2 separate regions of the Homo sapiens genome follow, and region 1 is linked to region 2. Evidence: chromatin contacts called from ENCODE Hi-C data. All regions are on one chromosome and are shown on one strand. Each heading gives the region's core, a stretch centred on a gene start or an enhancer-like site at or near the end of the contact. The rest is flanking DNA. Distances are from core to core; before and after follow the strand shown.

Region 1 (5,140 bases), core at 1-2,500, 1.1 Mb after region 2:
CAGGTTCAAGCAATTCTCCTGCCTCAGCCTCCAGAGTAGCTGGGATTACAGGCGCCCGCCACCACACCTGCTTAATTTTTGTATTTTTGGTAGAGACGGGGTTTCACTATCTTGGTCAGGCTAGTCTTGAACTCCTGACCTCAGGTGATCTGCCTGCCTCGGCCTCCCAAAGTGCTGGGATTACTGGCGTGAGCCACGGTGCCCAGCTGTATGTACGGTTTTTTTTTTGTTTTGTTTTGTTTTTTTTAAAGACAGGGTTTCACTCTTGTTACCCAGGCTGGAGTGCAATGATGCAATCTCGGCTCACTGCAACCTCCGCCTCCCAGGTTCAAGCAATTCTCCTGCCTCAGCCTCCAGAGTAGCTGGGATTACAGGCGTCCGCCACCACGCCCGGCAATGTATGTAAGATTTTTAATCATTTAGATTAAAACTGATTAGATTAAAATCATTAGATCTAATTGATTTAATCAAATCAATTAGAATTGTTGATCTTGAGCCCAGAAATCAGCCTGTTGACAGTTTCACATCTGAGGAATGTTTCCTGGTGGACCTGAGGCCTCCTCTTAGAAATGAGACCTGGAGGGGCCGGGCACGGTGGCTCACGCCTGTCATCCCATCACTTTGGGAGGCTGAGGTGGGTGGATCACCTGAGGTCAGGGGTTCGAGACCAGCCTGGCCAACATGGTGAAACCCCATTTCTACTAAAAGTACAAAAAGTAGCCGGCCGTGGTGGCGCACGCCTGTAATCCCAGCTACTCAGGAGGCTGAGGCTTGAACCCGGGAGGCGGGGGCTGTAGTGAGCCACAATCACACCATTGCACTCCAGCCTGGGTGACAAAGTGAGACTCTGTCTCAAGAAAAAAGAAATGGGACAGAGAGGAAGGGAAGAAGCCCCGGCCTCCTGGAGAAGAGACAAACTTCAGCTGCCTGCAAACTGCAAACCCACCTTGAGTCCCACACGCAGGGGGAGTTCGGAATTCGAATTGTTGGTCTCGAGCCCAGAATGAAAGGCCTGGTCTCCCTGGGCCGCAAGAAAGGACGAGATCCTCTCGGTCTGCAGCTCCTGGCGGCTGCCCGCGTTGGCTTCACAAGGTTCTGTAATAATCCTGCTGCCTTCTCTTCCACACTGAGGCCAGGCTTCCCAGGTGGCTGCAGATTTTGTTCTTATTTACATCTTCCCAAAAGCCTTCCTCCCAGACCCTAAGCCAACACCAGCTACATGAACTCAGATCTTCCCTGCTGCCCGGAAGGAGGGAGGGAGGGAGGGAGGGAGGGAGGGTCCCGGGAGCCTGCTGGGCCCAGGAGGAGGAGCCCATTCTTTATCAGCCCGGGGGATGTCAGCTCAGCCTCTTTCTCCAAGAGAAGCAACCACACCTGTACCGCGGCTCCGGGTCCCCAGGAGGGAGCTGGCCCCTTCTCTGCAGCCAGCTGGAAAAGGCCCAGGACGGCTTCCCCTCCCCCTGCACGCCCCCCGCTCCGCCTGCACGGCCCCCCCTCCCCCTGCACGGCCCCCCTCCGCCTGCACGGCCCCCCCTCCCCCTGCACGGCCTCCCCTCCCCCTGCACGGCCTCCCTTCCCCCTGCACGGCCCCCCTCCCCCTGCACGGCCTCCCCTCCCCCTGCACGGCCTCCCCTCCCCCTGCACGGCCTCCCCTCCCCCTGCACGGCCCCCCTTCCCCCTGCACGGCCTCCCCTCCCCCTGCACGGCCTCCGCTGCCCCCTGCACGTACCCCCCTCCGCCTGCACGGCCTCCCTTCCCCCTGCACGGCCTCCCTTCCCCCTGCACGGCCTCCCCTCCCCCTGCACGGCCTCCCCTCCCCCTGCACGGCCTCCCCTCCCCCTGCACGGCCTCCCCTCCCCCTGCACGTCTTCCCCTCCGCCTGCACGGCCTCCCTTCCCCCTGCACGGCCTCCCTTCCCCCTGCACGGCCCCCCTTCCCCCTGCACGGCCTCCCCTCCCCCTGCACGGCCTCCCTTCCCCCTGCACGGCCTCCGCTGCCCCCTGCACGTACCCCCCTCCGCCTGCACGGCCTCCCTTCCCCCTGCACGGCCTCCCTTCCCCCTGCACGGCCCCCCTTCCCCCTGCACGGCCTCCCCTCCCCCTGCACGGCCTCCGCTGCCCCCTGCACGTACCCCCCTCCGCCTGCACGGCCTCCCTTCCCCCTGCACGGCCTCCCCTCCTCCTGCACGGCCTCCCCTCCCCCTGCACGTCTTCCCCTCTGCCTGCACGGCCTCCCTTCCCCCTGCACGGCCTCCCTTCCCCCTGCACGGCCCCCCTTCCCCCTGCACGGCCTCCCCTCCCCCTGCACGGCCTCCCTTCCCCCTGCACGGCCTCCCCTCCTCCTGCACGGCCTCCCCTCTGCCTGCAGGGCTGTGCAGTGATCTGCCTGGAGCATCCCAGCAGGGCCGCTGTGAGCCTCCGGATGCCCAGGGTCCCGGGGCCGCGGGGTGGAGGGGAGGTTAAAATGCAGGTCTGGGCGGGGCCCGCTGGCTCACGCCTGTAATTCGAGCACTTCAACACTTTGGGAGGCCGAGGCGGGCGGATCACCTGAGGTCAGGAGTTCGAAACCGGCCTGGCCAACATGGCAAAACCCCATCACTGGTAAAAATACAAAAATCATTTAGCCGTGCTGGCGCGCGCCTGTAGTCCCAGCTACTGGGAGGCTGAGGCAGGAGAATCGCTTGAACCCGGGAGGCGGAGGTTGCAGTGAGCCGAGATCGCGCCATTGCACTCCAGCCTGGGAGACAGAGTGAGACTCCCGTTCAAAAACAAAAAACCTTCGTCTCCACATCCTCTTATCTTAATGCAGATATTCCTTTCTACTAATAACTCTTTTTTTCTTCTTTTTTTTTTTTTCAGAGACAGGGTCTCGCTCTGTTGCGCAGACTGGTGTGCAGTGTCATGATCTCAGCTTACTGCAGCCTCCGCCTCCTGGATTCAAGCTATTCGCCTGCCTCAGCCTCCAGCACAGCTGGGATTACAAGCACTTGCCACCATTCCCAGCTAATTTTTTGTATTTTTGGTAGCAACGGGGGTCTCACCATGTTGGCCAGGCTGGTCTCGAACTCCTGACTTCAGGTGATCCGCCCGCCTTGGCTTCCCAAAGTGCTGGGATGACAGGCGTGAGCCACCGTGCCCGGCCTAATAATAACTCTTTCAACCAATTGCCAGTCAGAAAATTTTAAAATCTACCTTATGACCTGGAAGCCCGCCTCACCACCAGTGGAGCAGTCCCACCTTCACCGATTGAACCTGTCAGGCCTCTGAGCCGAAGCTCAGCCATTATCACCCCTGTGACTTGCACATATACGTCCAGGTGGCCTGCAGGAGCCAAGAAGTCTGGAGCAGCCAAGGAAAAACCACAGAGAAGTAAAACAGCCAGTTCCTGCCTTAACTGGTTAACTAAAATTACAACATTTTACTATCGTGAGTTCTCCCTGCCCTACCTTAGCCGATCAATCGACTTTGTGCCGTTCGTCCTCTGGACAATGAGTCTTATGATCTGTGCACCACGCACCTTGCAATCCCTCCTCTGCTGACAATAGATAACCACCTTTTGCTGTAATTTTCCATTACCTACCCAACTCCTATTGAGCCACCCCTCCCCCATCTCCCTTCGCTGACTCTCTCTTCGGACTCAGCCCACTTGCACCCAAGTGAATGAACCGCTTTATCGCTCACACAAAGCCTGTTCGGGGGTCTCTTCGCACCGACGCGCTTGACAGAACCAAGGTTCGTCTTACACGTATGGATTCATGTCTGACGTTTCCTTAAAATGCATAATACCAAGATGTCCTCCGACCACCTAGGGCACAGGTCGTCAGGACCTCCTGAGGCTCGGTCACAGGCGCGTCCTCAACCTTAGCAAAACACACTTTTTTTTTTTTTTTTTTGAGACGGAGTCTTGCTCTGTCTCCCAGGCTGGAGTGCAGTGGTGCAATCTCGGCTCACTGCAACCTCCGCTTCCCAGGTTCAAGCAATTCTCCTATCTCAGCCTCCCAAGTAGCTGGGACTACAGGCGCCCACCACCACACCCAGGTAATTTCTGTATTTTTAGTAGAGACAGGGTTTCACCTTGTTGGTCAGGCTGGTCTTGAACTCCTGACGTCAGGTGATCTGCCCGCCTTGGCCTCCCAAAGTGCTGGGATGACAGGCGTGAGCCACCGTGCCCGGCCAGCAAAACACACTTTCTAAATGTCCTGAGACCTGTCTCAGATACTTTTTGGTTCAGAAGACTCGAGGAAATCAGTGTCTCCTAGGACAGGCTGGACCCAAAGCTGTACACTCACATCCTCTGTGTCATGACGGATTCCATCCATTCCGGCTACTGTCATACTCCCTCCCTCCCATCACAGTCCCTTCCCCCGTCACAGTCCCTCCCCTCCCGTCACCTTCATCATATCCCAGGTCCCCTGACCACTGAGGGGTGTCCCCTCCTGTCCCCACGTCCCCCGACCCCTCCCCTCACATCCCAAGTCCCCTGACCACTGAGGGGTGTCCACTCCTGTCCCCACACCTGTCCCCATGTCCTCCTGAGCCCTCCCTCACATCCCAGGTCCCCTGACCACTGAGGGGTGTCCGCTCCTATCCCCACACCTGTCCCCACATTCCCCCTGACCCCTCCCCTCACATCCCAGGTCCCCTGACCACTGAGGGGTGTCCCCTCCTATCCCCACACCTGTCCCCACGTTCCCCCTGACCCCTCCCCTCACATCCCAGGTCCCCTGACCACTGAGGGGTGTCCACTCCTGTCCCCACACCTGTCCCCATGTCCTCCTGAGCCCTCCCCTCACATCCCAGGTCCCCTGACCACTGAGGGGTGTCCACTCCTGTCCCCACGTGCCCTGACCCCTCCCCTCACATCCCAGGTCCCCTGACCACTGAGGGGTGTCCACTCCTGTCCCCACGTGCCCTGACCCCTCCCCTCACATCCCAGGTCCCCTGACCACTGAGGGGTGTCCACTCCTGTCCCCACACCTGTCCCCATGTCCTCCTGAGCCCTCCCCTCACATCCCAGGTCCCCTGACCACTGAGGGGTGTCCACTCCTGTCCCCACGTGCCCTGACCCCTCCCCTCACATCCCAGGTCCCCTGACCACTGAGGGGTGTCCACTCCTGTCCCCACACCTGTCCCCATGTCCT
Region 2 (5,009 bases), core at 2,110-4,609:
GCTCTGAGAGGAGCTTGAGCAGAGCCCACAGACAGCACCACCCTGCTGGCGGGTCACCAAGCCACCAAGCCAGTGCAGGCTGAAGGCTGAGCACACAGAGCACCGGTCTCAGTGTCTGGACATGGTTAGCCGTCCCCACCCGCATGGAAGGAAACTTCTTCTCTCCCCTAAGACAGGCTTTGCAGACTTGGAAAGGGAACGCCGTGTTGCAGGGCTCAGGCCTGGAGCCCCGGCCAGAGCAGATGCGAGCCAGCCTCATCTGGAAATAGCAGCTCTGGTCCCGGCCTCGCTGAGGCACTGAAAACCAGCACCAGGGCCCCGTCCAGCCCGGCCTCGCTGAGGCTGGGAAACAAACACAGGTCTGTAAGGCGCAGCTCCCCAGCAAACTCCCCACCCCTGCCCAGCACCCACAGCGCTCCTGGCCTCTGTCCTCTATTCCAGGACCCCTGTAGCGAGCCTGGCTTGGTCCTGGGTCCTCAGGGGACACTGTCCACCCCCGCTGCCCTGGCAGAGCCTCAGGAATGTGCTTGGTCTCCACAGCCCTCCCCACAGCAATGTCCCAAGGTTAGACCTACCCATGCCTCAGTGACTTCTGAGACACCCGTCCCGCCGCCCAGCAGCCACTCCAGCCTCCAGAGCTGGCCCCAACCTCCAGCCCCAGGCTGAGCCGCCCTCCCCAGAGGTCAGGAAAAGCCTCAGGCAGGGCTCACAGCTGCACCCAGGAGTCACCCAGGGTGACCCCGCTCTCTGGGGCGGGTCACTCCTGCCCACCCACAGCCGGGGACTGTCATTTTCTCAGTACACAAAGGAGAGAAAGGAAAAACAAGAGCGAGAAAGACACAGGGAGAGAAAAGGAAGAGAGAAGGAAAGAAAAAAGAAAGACACAGGGAAAGAAGAGGAAAGAAAAGAAGGGAGGAAGGAGGGAGAGTGGGAGGAGAGGGAAAGAAAGGGAGAGACAGGGAAAGGCAGGAAAGGGAGAGATGGGGAAAGGCAGGAAAGAGAGAGGCAGGGAAAGGCAGGAAAGAAAGGGAGAGACAGGGAAAGGCAGGAAACGCAAGGAAGCAATGGGAAGGGAAAGAAGTGAAAAGGAAGGCGGGGAGGGAGGGACGGGAGAAAGGGAGGAAAAGAGCAAAGGAGACAGGGAGACAGGAAAGAAAAAGGGGAGGGAGGCAAACGGGGAACGGGAGAAAAAGAAAGGAAGGGAGAGGGAATGATGGAGAAAAACAGGAGGGAGGGAGGAGAGAAGAAAAAGGAAAAGGAGGGAGGAGAGAGGAAAGAGGCAGGGAGGTAGGATAGAAAAAGACGGAGGAGAGAAGAAAAAAGAAAAGGAGGCGGGACGCAGTGGCGCACGACTGTAATCCAGCACTTTGGGAGGCCGAGGTGGGCGGATCACCTGAGGTCAGGAGTTCAAGACCAGCCTGGCCAACATGGTGAAACGCCATCTGTCCTTAAAAAAAAAAATAGCCGGGTGGGGTGGCTGGCACCTGTAATCCCAGCTACTTGGGAAGTTGAGGCACAAGAATCTCTAGAACCTGAGAGGCAGAGGTTGCAGTGAGCTGAGATCACGCCACTGCACTCCAGCCTCGGTGACAGAACAAGTCTCCATCTCAAAAAAAAAAAAGGAAAACAGGGAGAAAGGGAGAAACAGAGAGGAAGGAAAGAACAAGACAGGAAAGAATAAAAGGAAGAAGAAAAAGAGAGGCAAAGGGAGAGAGGAAAAATGAAAAAAAAATTAAAAAATGGAAAAGAGACAGCTAGGCGTGGTGGCTCACACACCTGTCATCCCAGCACTTTGGGAAGCCGAAGTGGGCGGATCCCCTGAAGTCCGGAGTTCGAGACCAGCCTGACCAACATGGCGAAACCCCGTCTCTACTAAAAATATAAAATTAGCTGGGCGCGGTGGCGCATGCCTGTCATTCCAGCTACTTGGGAGGCTGAGGCAGGAGAATCGCTTGAACCCGGGAGGCGGAGCTTGCACTCCAGCTTGGGCAACAAGAGCGAAACTCTGTCTCAAAAGAAAAAAAAAACGGAAAAGAGAGAGGGGAGAAAGGGACGAGAGGAAGGGAGACAGGAAATAAAGAGGAAAAGGAAAAGAGAGGGAAGGAGGGAAAGGCAGAAAAGGGAGGAAGGGAAGGAAAGAGGAAAAGGGAAGGAGAGACGGAAAGAGGGAGAAAAAAGAGGGAGGGAGCAAAGAAAAAACAGAGGAAGGGCGGAGGGAGAAAAGCAGAAAAAGGAAGGAAAAAAATGAAAAAGAGGGAAGAAACGTAGCAAGAAAGGAAGGAGAAAGGGAGAGAGAAATGAAAGAAAAAGGGAGGGAGGGAAACGAAGGCAGAGACGGAAAGACGGAGAAAAAGGAGGGAGGCGGGAAAGCAGCAAAAAGCAAAGGCAAGCAGGGAAGGAAGAGACGGGGAGAAAAGGGCGGGCGGGAGAGAGCCGGGAAGGGAGAGGAGGCGGGAGGAGGGAGGAGGGAGGCGGGAGGGAGGGAGGAGGGAGGCGGGAGGGAGGGAGGGAGGGAGGGAGGAAGGGCGGAGTGGGAGGTCGCGAAGGAGGACCCCGGCCGCAGCCCCCGCCGGGCAGACACGGGCACAGACACGGGGAAATAGGGGAGCCCGGGCGGGTGGGCGCGGCCCACGGAACCCCCAGCCCCGGCGCGGAGGGCACCGCGGGGTCAAAGAACGGAGGCCCAGAGAGATCCCCCCCCCACCAACCTAGGCCGGGCGCGGAGGGCGGCGCGGAGTCACGGATCGGCAGCGGGACTGAGCCGCGCCCACGTGGAAGCCGCCGCAGGCTTCGCGCGGGGCCCCCCGGGTGCACGCGGGCAGGGGCCGGGGTCTCCCGACGCACGACCCCGGAGAGTGTTGAAAGGGTCGGAGCTGCCCGGAGGTCAAGGGTCAAGGGTCGGGGGTCGGGGCACCACATGTCGCACATCCCGGCGGGGTCGCCGCGGCCTCCGGGAGAAAGCGGACGACGCACTCGGAGCGAACTGGGCATCAGGGTGGGCTTCTGACTCCGCAGCTGCCCTCCCGCCCGCTCGGGTACTGGCAGCGGCCTGACCTTCACAAGGTCAAGGCTGCCGCGGAACCCCCAGCGGCCCCTACGGCGCATGGGCGGGGCCTGGCTCCCGGCATACCTAGGGGTGCGGGGCGGGACGTCTCCGGGGAGCGCAGCCAATGGGCGCGGTTCGCTGGAGTGCGGGGCGGGACGCAGCGGGATTCCCGGCAGCCCTCAGAGGCGAGGCACGCAGGCTGGTGTGGGGCGGGGCCTGGCGGCGCAGCCAATGAGCGCGGCGCGAGGAGGCGCGGGGGCGGAGAGTGGGCGTGGCGTCGGCGTCTTAGCGGCTGCGCGGTGGCTGCTCCGTCCTTTCGGTCCAGGCGGCGGCAGGGCTGAGCCAGCGACGCCCTCCATTCACTCTCCGCGCCCGTTCTCCGGCTGTCCTCCCGTTCCGCTGCCCGCCCTGCCACCATGACGGAACAGGCCATCTCCTTCGCCAAAGACTTCTTGGCCGGAGGCATCGCCGCCGCCATCTCCAAGACGGCCGTGGCTCCGATCGAGCGGGTCAAGCTGCTGCTGCAGGTGGGGACGCGGGCGCGGCCGCTCCGGGGACTAGGGGACGGGAACCGAGTGGCCGGGTCGGGCGGGGACGTGGGCAGCAGAGCCTTGCAGGCGGGCGCCGGAAGTGGAAGGCCGCGATCGCTTTGTCCACGCGCCGCCGGCTTCCGGGGGCCGCGTCACGTGACCGCTGCTGCAGGGCGTGGCGACGTCCACGCGTGCGCACTGGGCCCGGCGGGCGGGGGGAAATGCGGCACGGATTGGAGGGCGCATGCGCGCTGAGCAGGGCCCATGGACGGACCCTGCGGCTGGCGGGCCTTGACCTTGAGCTCAATCCTGCGGGTCCCCCGGCTGGGACCAACCCTTCCGGTGGATGCCTGGCAGGTGTCTGCTCTTGCTCCCTCCACCGTGAAGGGTAATTCTAAGGCCAATAGGGCAACGAGCCTGCCCGCAGGTGTCCTGGAATAACCAGGATATGGTTATTGGTGGTTCTTACCCCCTTCTTAGCTCATTTGTGCAATTCTGATCCAGAGCAATGCATTTTTTGTCTTTTGGGAGAGGCTTATAGAAAGTAGCATGATGCCTAGGAACATTGCCGCCAGGACGTCCTTGCTAACGTTGTACTCCGAGTGACAGCTCGGTGATGGGAATGAATAGGCTTGGCTGCAAGGACAGGTCACGCCCGCGATCCCAGCGCTTTTGAGAGGCCCGGGGAGTATTGCTTGAGGCCAGGAGTTTGAGAGCAGCCGGGGCCACACAGCAAGACCTCACCTCAAAAAAAATTATTTTAACTTAACGAAGCAGGACGTCCCAGTGCATTGAGAGGCCCGGAGAGGATCGCGTGAGCTCAGGAGTTTGAGACCAGCCTGGGCAACAGAGCAAGACCGCATCTCTAAGATAATTTTTTAAACCTAGTACAGGGTGGCGTGTCCCGGGAGTTTGAGACCAGCCAGGACAACATAGCAAGACCCCATCTCTAAGAAAATTTTTAAAACTTAGCAGGCGGGGTGTCCCCGCACTTTGAGAGGCCCAGGGAGGATCGCCTGAGCTCAGGAGTTTGAGACCAGCCAGGGCAACATAGCAAGACCCCGTCTCTAAGAAAAAGTTTTAAACTTAGCAGGGCGGGGTGTCCCAGCACTCGGAGAGGCCCAGGGAGGATCGTTTGAGCCCAGGAGTTTGAGACCAGCCAGGGCAACGTAGCAAGACCCCGTCTCTAAGAAAATTTTTTAAACTTAGCAGGGCGGGGTGTCCCAGCACTTGGAGAGGCCCAGGGAGGATCGTTTGAGACCAGCCAGAGTAACATAGCAAGACCCCACATCTTAAAAAAACCTTTTTTTTTTTTTTTGAGATGGAGTCTCTCCCTGTCGCCCAGGCTGGAGTGCAGTGGCACGATCTCGGCTCACTGTAGCCTCCGCCTCCTGGGTTCACGCCATTCTGCCTCAGCCTCCCTAGCAGGCACC

What was found. Hi-C counts contacts between places; a loop is a spot of excess contacts on that map. Pooled maps may share reads with other maps.
Region 1: a loop to region 2 is called in a pooled map, with 17 times the contacts of the local background. The contact joins the promoter of PLCXD1 here to the promoter of SLC25A6 in region 2. A Hi-C loop is called at or near these places in 3 of 37 single-sample maps with no recorded cell type and 11 of 50 pooled maps.

Annotation. Positions count from the first base shown.
Region 1 is chrX:277,491-282,630 of GRCh38, reverse strand. PLCXD1 (phosphatidylinositol specific phospholipase C X domain containing 1) reads right to left here and starts at 1,250. Exons shown (of 7, transcript NM_018390.4): 1 at 947-1,250.
Region 2 is chrX:1,390,463-1,395,471 of GRCh38, reverse strand. It overlaps SLC25A6 (solute carrier family 25 member 6), which reads left to right and starts at 3,359. Exons shown (of 4, transcript NM_001636.4): 1 at 3,359-3,573. The coding sequence starts at 3,463. LOC124900597 (serine/arginine repetitive matrix protein 1-like) reads right to left here and starts at 3,464. Exons shown (of 5, transcript XM_011546186.2): 1 at 3,241-3,464; 2 at 2,709-3,130; 3 at 1-342. The coding sequence starts at 3,464. RefSeq lists enhancers at 2,859-3,461, 2,905-3,499, 3,500-4,095.